2 separate regions of the Homo sapiens genome follow, and region 2 is linked to region 1. The links are chromatin loops, found by intact Hi-C in ENCODE. Cell type or tissue: PC-9. All regions are shown on one strand. Links, peaks and the distances in the headings refer to the core of each region. The heading gives the core; the rest is flanking DNA.

What was found. Peaks named below come from ENCODE experiments on the same cell type or tissue, not always from the same donor. Only the 100,000 strongest peaks of a DNase experiment are listed, where the experiment ranks them.
Region 2: it touches region 1 in a loop (6-fold over the local background); 1 of 110 quality-filtered maps calls a loop at or near these places.

The regions. Positions count from the first base shown.
Region 1 is chr1:55,628,603-55,636,570 of GRCh38, forward strand. No RefSeq gene overlaps it. Among named protein-coding and RNA genes, the nearest start is that of LINC01753, 310 kb to the right of the region's middle. In PC-9, for the core only: no CTCF peak of the experiment used is centred there; a DNase peak (open chromatin) is centred at 3,629; H3K27ac peaks cover 2,085 bases.
Region 2 is chr1:55,692,235-55,696,234 of GRCh38, forward strand. No RefSeq gene overlaps it. Among named protein-coding and RNA genes, the nearest start is that of LINC01753, 250 kb to the right of the region's middle. In PC-9, for the core only: no CTCF peak of the experiment used is centred there; a DNase peak (open chromatin) is centred at 2,217.

The DNA of each region.
Region 1 (7,968 bases), core at 1,677-5,676:
CATACCACATAGCCTAGATGTGCAGTAGGCTGTACTTTATAGGTTTGTGTAAATGCACTAATATTTGCACAATGATGAAATCACCTAAGGATGCATTTCTCAGAAGGTATCCCCATTATAATGCTATGACCTACACTGATAGATTTGGGTGTCATGCCAGTGCCAAATTCTTATTTAACAAAGGCTTCTAGTCAACCCTTTTAGGTGTGTTTCAAAGAAATTTTCAATGTAGTGGTACATAAAATAAAGAGTAAAATATTAAAAATGCTAGCAGTAGTTACCTATGGATAGTAGAATTAGAAGTGATATTTTTATATAGACCTATATTCAGATTTTGTATGGTGCTTATACAAAAAAGTACTTCTTGTTGAGACATATTTCATTCATAGAAATGACTGTATTATGTATATATCAGGTATAAAGAAAAATAAATCCTCATGTGATTGCTCCTTACTTTTAGAAACAGAAATTCTTTTGAAGCCCCCAGTATGCTTCTCCTCTACTGTATTCTTCTCTTCTCTCTCAAAGGTCACCATATTCAATTACCCAGAATTTATGTTTATCATTATGTTGCTTTTCATTATGTCTTAATAAGATATCTTAATTTTATATTGATATAATTAATTAGATATTAATAATTAGATATTAAGATGTATAATATCTTAGTTATATCTTAACAAGGTATAATGAAAAGCAACATAATGATAAACATAAATTCTGGGTAGTTGAATATGGTTACCATTGGGAGAACCATTTATTAAGTAGGCCATCTTTCCTACATTTGTATGCACCCAATATATTGTGAACATTTATATACTGGGCCCATAATAAAGGTGTCATATTGTGTATATTATCTTGAGACTTGTTTTTCCTATTGAGTATTATGTTTTTGAGATTTATCTACATGGATACATGAAGCCATAGTTCATTCATTTTCACTGCTGCACAGTGTTTTATAGCATCAATTCCTACTCTATCCATTTCCTGTGACAAACATTTGTACTATTTCTGATATTTTAAAATTATAAACAATGCTGTCCTGAATCTTCGTAGGAACATCTCTTGCCACAAAAGTTTAATAATTTCTAATACCTTGTTCCTTATTTCCATCTGAGATCTCATCAAAATGGTCTTTACTATCTGTACTTTTATCAGCATTCTGGTTATGAGCACTTAAGTAATCTCTCAAAAAATTCAAGCTTTCCCTGCAGACTTTTTCTGAGCCTTCACCAGAATTGCCCTTAATATTCATCAGTTCATGGCAATACAGGCTATTTCTAGCCTGTCCTTCCAAATTATTCCATCCACTACCCATTACCCAGTTCCAAAGCTGCTTCCACATTTTCAGCTATTTGTTGTAGCAACAAAGCCACTCCTGGTACCAATTTCCAGTCTTAGTCCATTTTTGGCTGCTATAATATAATATCATAGACTAGGTAGTTTATAAAAAACAGAGATCAATTTTCTACAGTTCTGGAGGCTGGAATGTCCAAGGCTGAAGGACTATATCTGGTGAGGGCCTTTTTGCTGCGTCAAACATGATGGAAAAGCAGGTGGGCATACGAGACAAGAGAGAAAGGCACTAGCAACCAAACTCACTTTACAGCAACCCACTCTTGTTATAACTAACCTGCTCCTGTGATAATAATATTAATTCATTCATGAGGGCGCTGCCATCATGACCCAATCACCTCTTATTAGGTCCCACCTCCCAACACTGTTGCATTGGGGATTAAGTTTCCAACACAGGAACTTCTAGGGAAAGCATTCAAACCACAGCATAGACCAAGTTGCAATGTATTCAGGATGGTATCTGGGTTCTCTGTTCTGTCATATCAGTCAGTCTATCCTTGCTGTATTACTTCAGTGTGTTAATGCTATATACAGCTTTTTAAGCCATCTGATCCGATAAAAATTTATATAATCTAGGTACAAATCTTTTTAAGTTTCATAAAAACTTCCTGTTGGAATTTTGGTTGAAACAATTTGATACTATAGATTACATTCAGGAAAATGACATCTCTATGATATTGACTTTTCCTATCCATGAACATAGTAAACATTTACATTTATTAGTTTTTTCTGAATTGTTTTACACTTTTCTCCCTAGAGGTCTTGTATGTATGTACACACATCTCCCCCCAACATATAATATATACTTTATGCATTTTATGTTTGAATAGATGCTACCTTTTCAAAGGTTACTTATTTCAAGTGCCTCTTCAATCTTAATTTGTAATTCACTTTTGCATATTGATGTTATATCAATCACTTTAGTCTCTTATTATAATAATTGGCATATTTTTTCAGTTTCTGACAATTGAAAATTACCAAATACACTATGAGTTTTCCTTTTCTTATCGTTTTTATTTCTTTTCTTGACTTACTGCATTGGTTAGGACCAATATTGAATAGGGAATTATTGTTTTGTTCTTTTCTCCTAGCAAATTGTTTCTAACATTTTACCTTTAAGTATACTTTACTATAGATTTCTGATAGGTAACTTTCATCAGATTAAAAAAGTTTTCCTCTACTCCTAGTTCTATAAGAATTTTAAATTATAAAACTATTCTATTTTATTGAATATTAAAAATATTATTGGGGTTGATAACCTCTCTTTATTGTTAGTAAAATGAATTAATTATGTCAATGGGTTTTAGATACCAAGCCAAACTTGCATTCCTGAGATAAATGAAACATTATCAAATTGTATTATGTTTTTTATTCATTGCTAGAACCAACTTGAAAAAATTGAGTTTAGAATATTTGAATCTCTGTCCAAGAGTGGCAGTGGTCTGTAATTTTTATTTTTCATATCATCCATGTCTGGATTTGGCATAAAAAGTGCACTAATCTTATAAAACTAGTTTGAGAGTATCCCTCCATCTGTTCTCTTAAGGAGTTTATATAAAATTGTAATTATTCCTTGAGAGTTTGGTAGAACTTATTAAAATCATCCATTTAAGCCTGGAGCTTTCATAGCAGCAACAAGATTTAAAAACAGTGACTCAATTTCTTTAATAGTTATGTAGTGTTTAGGCTTTCTATTTTTTTTTGACTTAGACAAAATGGATGAATCATCAAGAGATATAATAAAACTAAGAGAAGGTTAATTTCTAGTATTGCATAAACCAATTAAGGGGAGGAAATCTATGAGTACTATCAAATGGGCAGTGCAGGCCTGGAGCAGTGGCTCACATCTGTAATCCCAGCACTTTGGGAGGCCTAGGCGGGTGGATCACTTGAGGTCAGGAGTTTGAGACCAGCCTGAGCAACATGGTAAAACCGCATCTCTACTAAAAATACAAAAATGAGTCTGGCATGGTGGCGAGTGCCTGTAATCCCAGCTACTTGGGAGGCTGAGGTAGGAGAATCACTTGAACCTGGGAGGTGGAGGTTGCGGTGAGCTGAGATTGTGCCACTGCACTCCAGTCTGGGTGACAGAGTGAGACTCTGTCTCAGGAAAAAAAAAAAAAAAAAGCAATGCAAAATGAAACGCTGGTATTTTAAGATACTTCTAAAATTTATACTGTCAATCCTAAAGGTATAAATGAGGTCAAGATGTTGAGCATATTTTACAAAAAATCATGAGTCATTCTTATGCTTTGCATAACTTCTAATGTCTAAAAATGATTCATAAGAATCTTCGGGTTGAACATAGAACACTTTGTGACATAAAAGAAGAAAATAGTCTGTATGGGTGGGGACAAGTATATGCTATGATGAGTAGATAATTTTTTAGTGATATGACTGGCAATGAATGAACTCTTAGAATCAAGGGAATGTAGTCCTCGTTATTCATTAAAATGCCTTGTATTTTCTCATATCTCTGCTCTTGAGTAAGCAGTTTCCTCTTTTCATCATGTGATAAACTCCAATTTTAAAGACTCAGTTCAAACTGATGTCTTCTGTGACAACATTCTGAGTGCTCTCCATGTACACTGAAACCCACTCTATCAATAAGAGCAAAAACCCCTAACACAGAAATATTTGTTCTGAGTTTTTGGGTTGTTCTTCCCCATCAGGCTGTAAGCTCATTGAGAAAGGGTCATATCTTAATAACTTTTGTGTATCCTGTAGACAGTGCAATGCTTTACAGAAGGCGGCCAATTACTTTTCAGTAATGTTTAATAACAAATAAGCTGTTTATGGTCATCTCCTACTTTCTTGATTCTTTTATAACTTACCTGTCAGTAATCAGAGATCTGCATCAGAAATGAAACTGAATATAAAATCTTAGGAGATCATTTTTCTCCCTTTTTTGAAATCCTTTATTATCTGGCTACTCAAATTTGGTAGCTGGGAGGTTAGGAAGGGATGGTGGCAGGCCTTCTATTTCTCCTGTTTTCATTCTGAGCAAGATCTTGCTTGTTCTGGTCTGGTGCTGTTGGATTTGATTCCTGTCGGCCTCCTGTAACCAGACCTGCAATGTAATCTTACACCTAATTAGGCAGTCCTGCAGCAAGCCCTGACCCTTGCCATTTGAAGGATGATTTATTTTTCTTTGCTGTGCTCAGCAAAGTAGAGGCTGCAAAGTCATTCGGGAGGTCAAACTGCTCTTTCCCCTGCTCTAATCAAGTCCTTCCAGCCTCCTGCCTTCTTTGGCCCATGGATGGGTACTTCTTTCCAGAGGCCCCACAGCAGATATGGGTGGGCAGAAGGGTGGTCTCTCAGTGTGGCATTCAGAGGGAGACAGGACAATACTTTTGTCTTCTGTCGAACTCGTCAACATGGATTCAATTGTATCTCTTGCCTACTTAAAATCAATAGATAGCTTCCACAAACTCTTTAGCTTGGGTAGTCACCCCTCAAGGTCCTGCTCTTACCTTTTTCTCCAACACTACCTCTCAGAGTATAAATTCCTGGGAAAAAATGCCATACAGCTGAAAAATTGTGTAGTTCTTCAAACGATAGTCCATTTCGGGTCTCCTACTTTGAGCATAGTGTTCTTCTGCCTGGAATGCTCTGTCTCTTCATCTTCTTCCTCCTCAATCCTCTTCAGGTAGTCAGTTTAGTATGACTCTTCAAAATTCTGTTTGTGTCTCCTTCTCCTGGAAGCTTTCCAGGATTGCCCCAGCCTGGGATAAATTCTATTATTCCTTACTCTCACTGCATTCTGTTGCATCATTATGTAAGGACATATATCACATTATATTTTAATAGTTGATTTAGAGGTTTTATCTTCCCACGGAGTATAAACTCTTAGAAACTAAAGAAAAATGCTGTCAAAGTGCCTAGGTAGTGTCTCTCACAGAGTAGGTCCTAGGTAAATATGCTAGTCAAATTAACAAGTCAAAGAGGAGTTGAAGGGAGTCCAGATGTTGTGTAAAATGCAAGAATGGGGCTGGGGAGAGGCCAGGCTGACCATGGAGTGTTGGGCAGATGGGAAGGCACACTGTTGAGCCGGGGGTCATCTTGGGTGCTATTTACCTAATGGCGGCTCTTAGGAAAGACAATGACTAGAGCCATTAGGTCTGATGGCTGATCGCTGGGCCAGGATCCTAAGAAGTGAGAAATAATGGAATAATGGCAACTTTATATCCTGAAGGGAAGTATAAATACTGGATAGAAAAGGAACTCACCTAAGGGGAGCAAGTGGGTGCATAAAGTTGATCTTGGATACAGATTGGTGGTGAGCGAGGAATAATAGACTGAGCCAAGTCCAAGGCAGGGTCTTTCAAATGGTCTTCTGGTGTGAGCTCAGGGAATTACGTGAAGTTCCAAGGGAGATGGGGGCTGTGGGGACCTGAAAGATGAAATCAAGGTAAAGAGCAGAGCCACTAGAGATGCTATTGGGTACCACAAGTGTCTGGAGTTTCATACACTTGAGAGGAGGGTACTTTTCCTACATTAGAGGCTTGTATACAGTGACTGTTGGAGTGAAAGGGTGACCTGCTCCTAACAGCCATCTTAAAATGGCATATTCACCATGGCAAGACAATCCAAATTCCTTGTAAGATTCAGCACACAGGTGCTAGTCTCTACTTAGTTCTGAACCAGTTCCTTGACCTGTATTTATACCTGGTTCCATGTTGCTCCTAACCCTGTTGGTCTCCGACCTTTGTGAGGTTCTTCTGTTTATCCAGCCTGCCTCACTTGTTTGACTTGACACTGCACTGCTCCTTCTTGGCTCTGATCCCAGGCCCTTGGCAGTAACTCTGGTTGTCTACTCTACTGGGCCTCTTCTTACCTCTACCAAACCTCCTTGCCAGTACACCCCAATCTCACTACACCCTTTCCTTTGGCTTTATTCTTTCTTCCCAACAGACTTCCCCAGCCCTCTAAGTGAAAACCAGAGATGGATTAATGGCCTCATGTCAACACAGATAATGTTATGACAGCCTATAACCTGTTCTTTGAGCATTAAACCTCTTATGAAACTTCTGCTGAAGGAGAGGGCATGACTGGCCATGCTTATGTCCTATGCCCTGCCCTTCTGGCCATCTATTGAAGTATGGATGGGCACCTGCCTCAAAGGCAGATTATGCATAGGAGGAGACTTAGGAAACCAGATTGTCCTTGAGAGAAACTTAAAAGATAAAGTGAAACACTGGTGAGTGGTGACTAAGCAGAGAAAACTGGAGGGCAGAGAGGGTTGGGAGATTCTAACAGGTTCACGTAGAAGTAGACGCCCCATGGCTGTATCTGTCCCTGTTGATGTTCTGTGAAGTCCCACTGTGTTTTGATTCTATGCAGCGCTTAGGTACCCCTTTATTACCACGACAGTTTTTGTTTTGTTTTCTTTTAGCTAGTTTGAGTATTGTCATTGCAGCCAAAGAGCTGTGACTGTTTATGAGAACGTGGAATGGAGTGGAGGGCTATCAGTCTGGGGTAGAGGGGGAGGTCTGGAGCATCAGAAATGAAGTGTAATGGAAATCTGAGTTGCACGGGGTGAGTTTTGGTAGAGGCCAGGTGTCAAGAATAGGTGAAGAGGAGGACAGCTGTGGTCTTTTGGACCATACCAGCCACCATCAGGAATACCCTGATTAGAGAAGAAGGACTTGGATGGGACTTCCAGGCAGGGGATTGAATCATTTCTGGGACCCCTCTCCTCAGGCTAGCATGGCCTGAGTACACACTCAATAAATATTTGTATTTACTATGACAGGCACTGAGATAAGAATCTTACATGCATTAATTTATTTAATTCTTAGAGTCTTTTGAAGGGTGTCTTACTATAATTTCCATTTTACAGATGATGAAACTGAAGTTTAGGGAGGATAAGCTAGCTACCTGCTCCAAATCACATAGCAAATGTGGTAGAGCCGGGATCTGAAAGCAGGTCTAAATGTGCCAAAGCCCATGCTTTTTAGCATTACTTTATGCTTGCTTTACACAAGGATCACAGTGTGCTTTGTTTTAAGCCCAATGCCTCTCCTGCTTTCAAATGACTGTGTTAAAAAATCACATAGTTTCCCATGCCCTGCTCCTCCTTCTATAGCCAGGTCATGCTGGATCCTGGAGGTGCCTGTTGACTGCTCTCAATAAATGCTGCCAAGAGGCATTACCAAAATGTGAAATGATTTTCATTTGGAGAGGAAAAAACGTGAGTAATAAGAAGTAGATTCCAAAAGCAACAAGCACTGGACTATTTTTTTTCTTCAAGAAATGTTAAACTTGAAAAGGCAAGGCTATTAAATGGCTTGCTTGAAGATCAGACTATTTTTCAAACTTTCAAACTTTAAAAGATGAGACTAGTATTTACATATGAGGTTCCACACAGTCTCTATCATCCTTGGAAGACCAAATGATAGAAACTTCACTATAAGGAGGAACCAAGATGCATTTTCTTGGTTCCAACAACACTTTAGTTTCTGCAGTCACCAGCTTCAAATTTCTCAAGGGAGGCATGACATTTTACTAAAAATTTAATTCTAGTTCACTGTAATTTCAAAAGCTGTGCTTATCCACTGAGGTAGCCTGGGTTCATCAGATCTACTTATTTGAAGAGGGAACTTGGCCAATATC
Region 2 (4,000 bases), core at 1-4,000, 62 kb after region 1:
ATTTATTGAGCACTTACTGTGTGTCATAACAGAGGATTTAAGCTCATGATATGCTTTATCTCTTATCCTTGCAAGAGCTCAATGAGGTCAGTACTATTATTTTCCAATTTTACAGACAAGGAGACTGAGGCTCAGAGAGGCCAAACTTGTCCCTTAATGCCTCCTTGTCAGCTGTGTCTAATATGTGGTAGAGTTAGTTGAATCTAGGCAGGTTGTGGCCAGAACCCATGTACTTATGTATTACTTTATCTTAGACCAGACTCATTCCACCTCTTAACTATGTTGGAGGATGCTGTATGAGGCAGTGTGGTGTGGGGAGATATCACAAAAATGGTACACAGAAGGTTCAGGTCTGAGCCCAAATTCAAGCAATTATGTCACCCTTCTGGACTTATGTTCAAGACAAGCTGAGAGGTTCAAATATTCATCATGCAGGATCATCTGTATAGAAATACCTTCTGATATAGCCCCTGAGATTCATAATAGATGTTCAATAAGTGCTTTTTTGCTGAATCTGAATCTGGATGGAGTATATGTAATAGCCCTTTCCTCCCTGGCACATTGTGACTCTCCAATAAATTAAATTCCAGTGATAATCTCTATCACTCCAACATGCCACCTTAGGAAAAGAATGTATTTTTTTCTTGTTTATCATCTGATTCATCTACATATAAGCTTTATGCTGACTGGACAATATCTTAATCATTTCCATAAACACAGTAGTCACCCAGCATATAACTTGCATAGTACATGCAATAATTTTTTAATGAATGAAGTGATTCCAAATAGCAAAGCCTGTTACATTTGAATACCTGCCTTCCTGGCCACATGGCCAAAGCTGCTGGCCCAACCTGAGTCTGGTGTCCATCCCGGGTCCATTTGATTTCTTTCTCTAAGGAATTTGGAATTGAGAGTTGGAGATGGAGTCAGTTGACTGTAGGAAACAAGACCAAGTCCTCTGAAGTTCAAGGCTATTTCTCTTCCCCTGGCTATAAAACAAATTACCTTAGTAGTGTATGTCAACCATTTATTTAGCTCATGGATTCTGAGGGTCTGGAATTTAGAAAGGGCACAGTGGGGACAACTTATTTCTGTTCTACTATATCTGGGGTCTTAGGTTGAACATGTAAAAGTTGGAGGCTAGAATTATTGAAAAACCTTATTTACTCATGTCTGGCTGTTGATGCCAGCTGTCAGCTGATAGCCTCAGTACCTTTCCATGTGGTCTGATCACATGGGCTAGTCTGGACCTCTTCACAACATGGTGGCTGGATTGCAAGAATGAGTGTCTCCAGAGAGAGAGAAGCAGGTGGAATCATACTTCCTTTTATGACCTAGCCTCGGATGTCATTAAATGTCACTTCCATTGCATTTTATTCATCAAGGCAGTCACAAAGCCCTGCCCAGAAATAGACTCTGCCTCTTGATATGGGGTGGCCAGTTTCTGGAAGAACTTGTAGAATTGAAAATGTTGCTGTAGTCAATTTGGAAAATACAATTTGCCACAGCTGCTGAGTAGGCCTTATGGAGGGTCCCAGGATGGGTTATACCCAAGAAGAAAAGTCTAAGATAGTTCACAAGGAAGAGAACTGTTGAATAGAGCAGACAAACCAAGAAATGCAGAAAGAAAATACCATTTGGCCAGAGAGAGTCAGGGTTTTGCAGGTTGGGTTGTCCAAAGGAGATACTTAGAGTTTGGGGTGCATGGTGTTTATTAAGGATCAACACATGGAAAAGGAAGTTGGAAAAAGAAATACTAGATAGAGGGAGAAGTTAAGCCATCCTAGGGGCCTGACAAAGCCTCACCCAACCCAGCAGGTGATCTGGGGTGAAGTTTGCCCATCAGAGTTGCTCATTGTAAGGTTGAAAGGACTGTGCCTTTATCCCCTACCTTGCTTAATCATGGAATGTGGGCTACCGGCAAGGGCATGGATGAGGCTGGTCTCTGTAGCTCTGTATCTCTATGTCTAACACTGGGGGAGGACTTCCCAGTTTCTGTGTGTTCTGGTTGTCTGTCCTGTAAGTGGATTCCATAAAATTCCCTTCCCTATTTTCAATACAGCACTCTCCATTCAGCTGAATGTATTTCCATATCTTGCAACTCAATATGTCAGCCTGAGGCTCTTGGTCTGTTGCTCTACCTGTAGAGTGGGAGGTTGGATGGACCTTCCTGTTTTGCAATCTGATGATTCTTATCCCCTTGGCTGATGCCTTTTACATAGCCAGCTCTGCAGAAAATGAAATACAGCTCACTTGTTGCCAAGTGCTTCTTATCAGATACAGACCCAGACAGACACAGTCTGGCTTGGCTGTCCACGTGATTTATTCCTCCAGTTTAGAAGAAAGCGCCAGGTGATATCTGAGCTGTGGCAGCAGCCAGCTGGCTCCCAACACATTCCAGGTATAAAAATAGTTTACAAGGAGCACCAAGCTCCAATAACTCTTACTTCAGACTCTAGGAACACTAAGACAGCCTGGAAAGTTTTGGCAAACTCAGTTCCTGCCTTGAATCCTCTGGGTTCTCATTTTGTGAGGCAGAACAGTGCCAATGGAGGCAGACTGCTGAGTGCACTTAGGATGTGGGTACTGGGAAGTTCCAGGGGTCAGACCTGATCACAGCATTCTTCCAAGGAGCAGAGGTGCACAGATTTGGGCAACACACAGTATTGGAGTTGCACGGACCTGGATTTAAGTTCTTCATGCATCTTGTACTAATGACCTAACCTTAGTCTCTCTATGTTTCACCCTCTTAAAAGTATATCTAAAACCTAGTTCATGGGCTTATTCTGAACAGTGACAAAATGATATGTTATAAAGCATCTAATATAATGCCAGGCATATTCTTGAATGAATATTGTTAGTGTCAAAGAGAAACATAAACTTCCAATTGTTGAGGATGTTTCAGGCACCATGACAAGTGCTAGGAAAATAAATATATCAAAATATGCTTCTGACCTCAAGGAATTTCAGTAACATGGATACGAAATTATTGTTCTGATAGAAACTCTGTCACATTCCAGCTAGGTGACCTTGGATGAATCATTCCACTTTTGTGGGTCTCCGTTTTCTCTAAAATAGAGAAAATTGTACCTAATTCATAGCATTGCAGTGATGACTAAATGAGATGGCGCAGGACAAGATGCCTGGTACAGGGCTGCCATTTATGAAGTGTGTCTCATTACATCACGAGCTCTGATCTGGCCTATTTGCCTTCATGTTTCCAAGGGCCACTCCCCAGAGGAGACTCCTAAACACCCTGAAACCTTAGAGAGCTTTGCCCAGCCTCCTTGGCCATTTGACCCTGCTTCATACTTTATAGGCCATGTTAAGGAAAAAGATTGAAATTACAGTGGACCTGGAGCCAGGAAACCCCATGTTGAAGCCCTTGATTTGCCACTTTGAGGCTTAGAAAAATTAGAGTGCTACATAGTTATCGTTTCTGCATTTATCAGGGGAAGAGATTTGGAGTCAGGCAGCTTACTGTACTGGCTCCGCTCTTACTATGTGACATCTGATGGATGAGTCTCTCTTCGAAGCCTCGGCTTCCTCATTTGTGCAATCTCTCTAGGCTACCCCTGCTTCATGGGAGTATTGTTGTATTCAGTGTTAGCATGTTTTCAATATAATTAGTACAGTACCTGGCACAGAGTACATGGTTAATACATTTTCTTTATTATTATCGAATATTTTTATAATTCAAGACAAACTTAGAGGTATACAATAAAAATAGAGCTATAAGATGAAGAAATTAGTACTCAGAGAGGTAACTAATTTATTGTGATGTTTCATATATATCATTTCAATGCAGGACACCTAAGAAGCACTCAATATATATTTGTTCTATCCTTCTCCAGATATATGTCATTTTTAGTCCATGTATCACTTTTGAGATGCTTTGCTTTTTTAACATTTTTAGTCTGAATTTTTTTTTCCCTAAGGAGCTGAAATCCTCTCCCTGTGGATAAAAGTTATTTTTTCTGACTGGGAAGCTTCAGGCAAG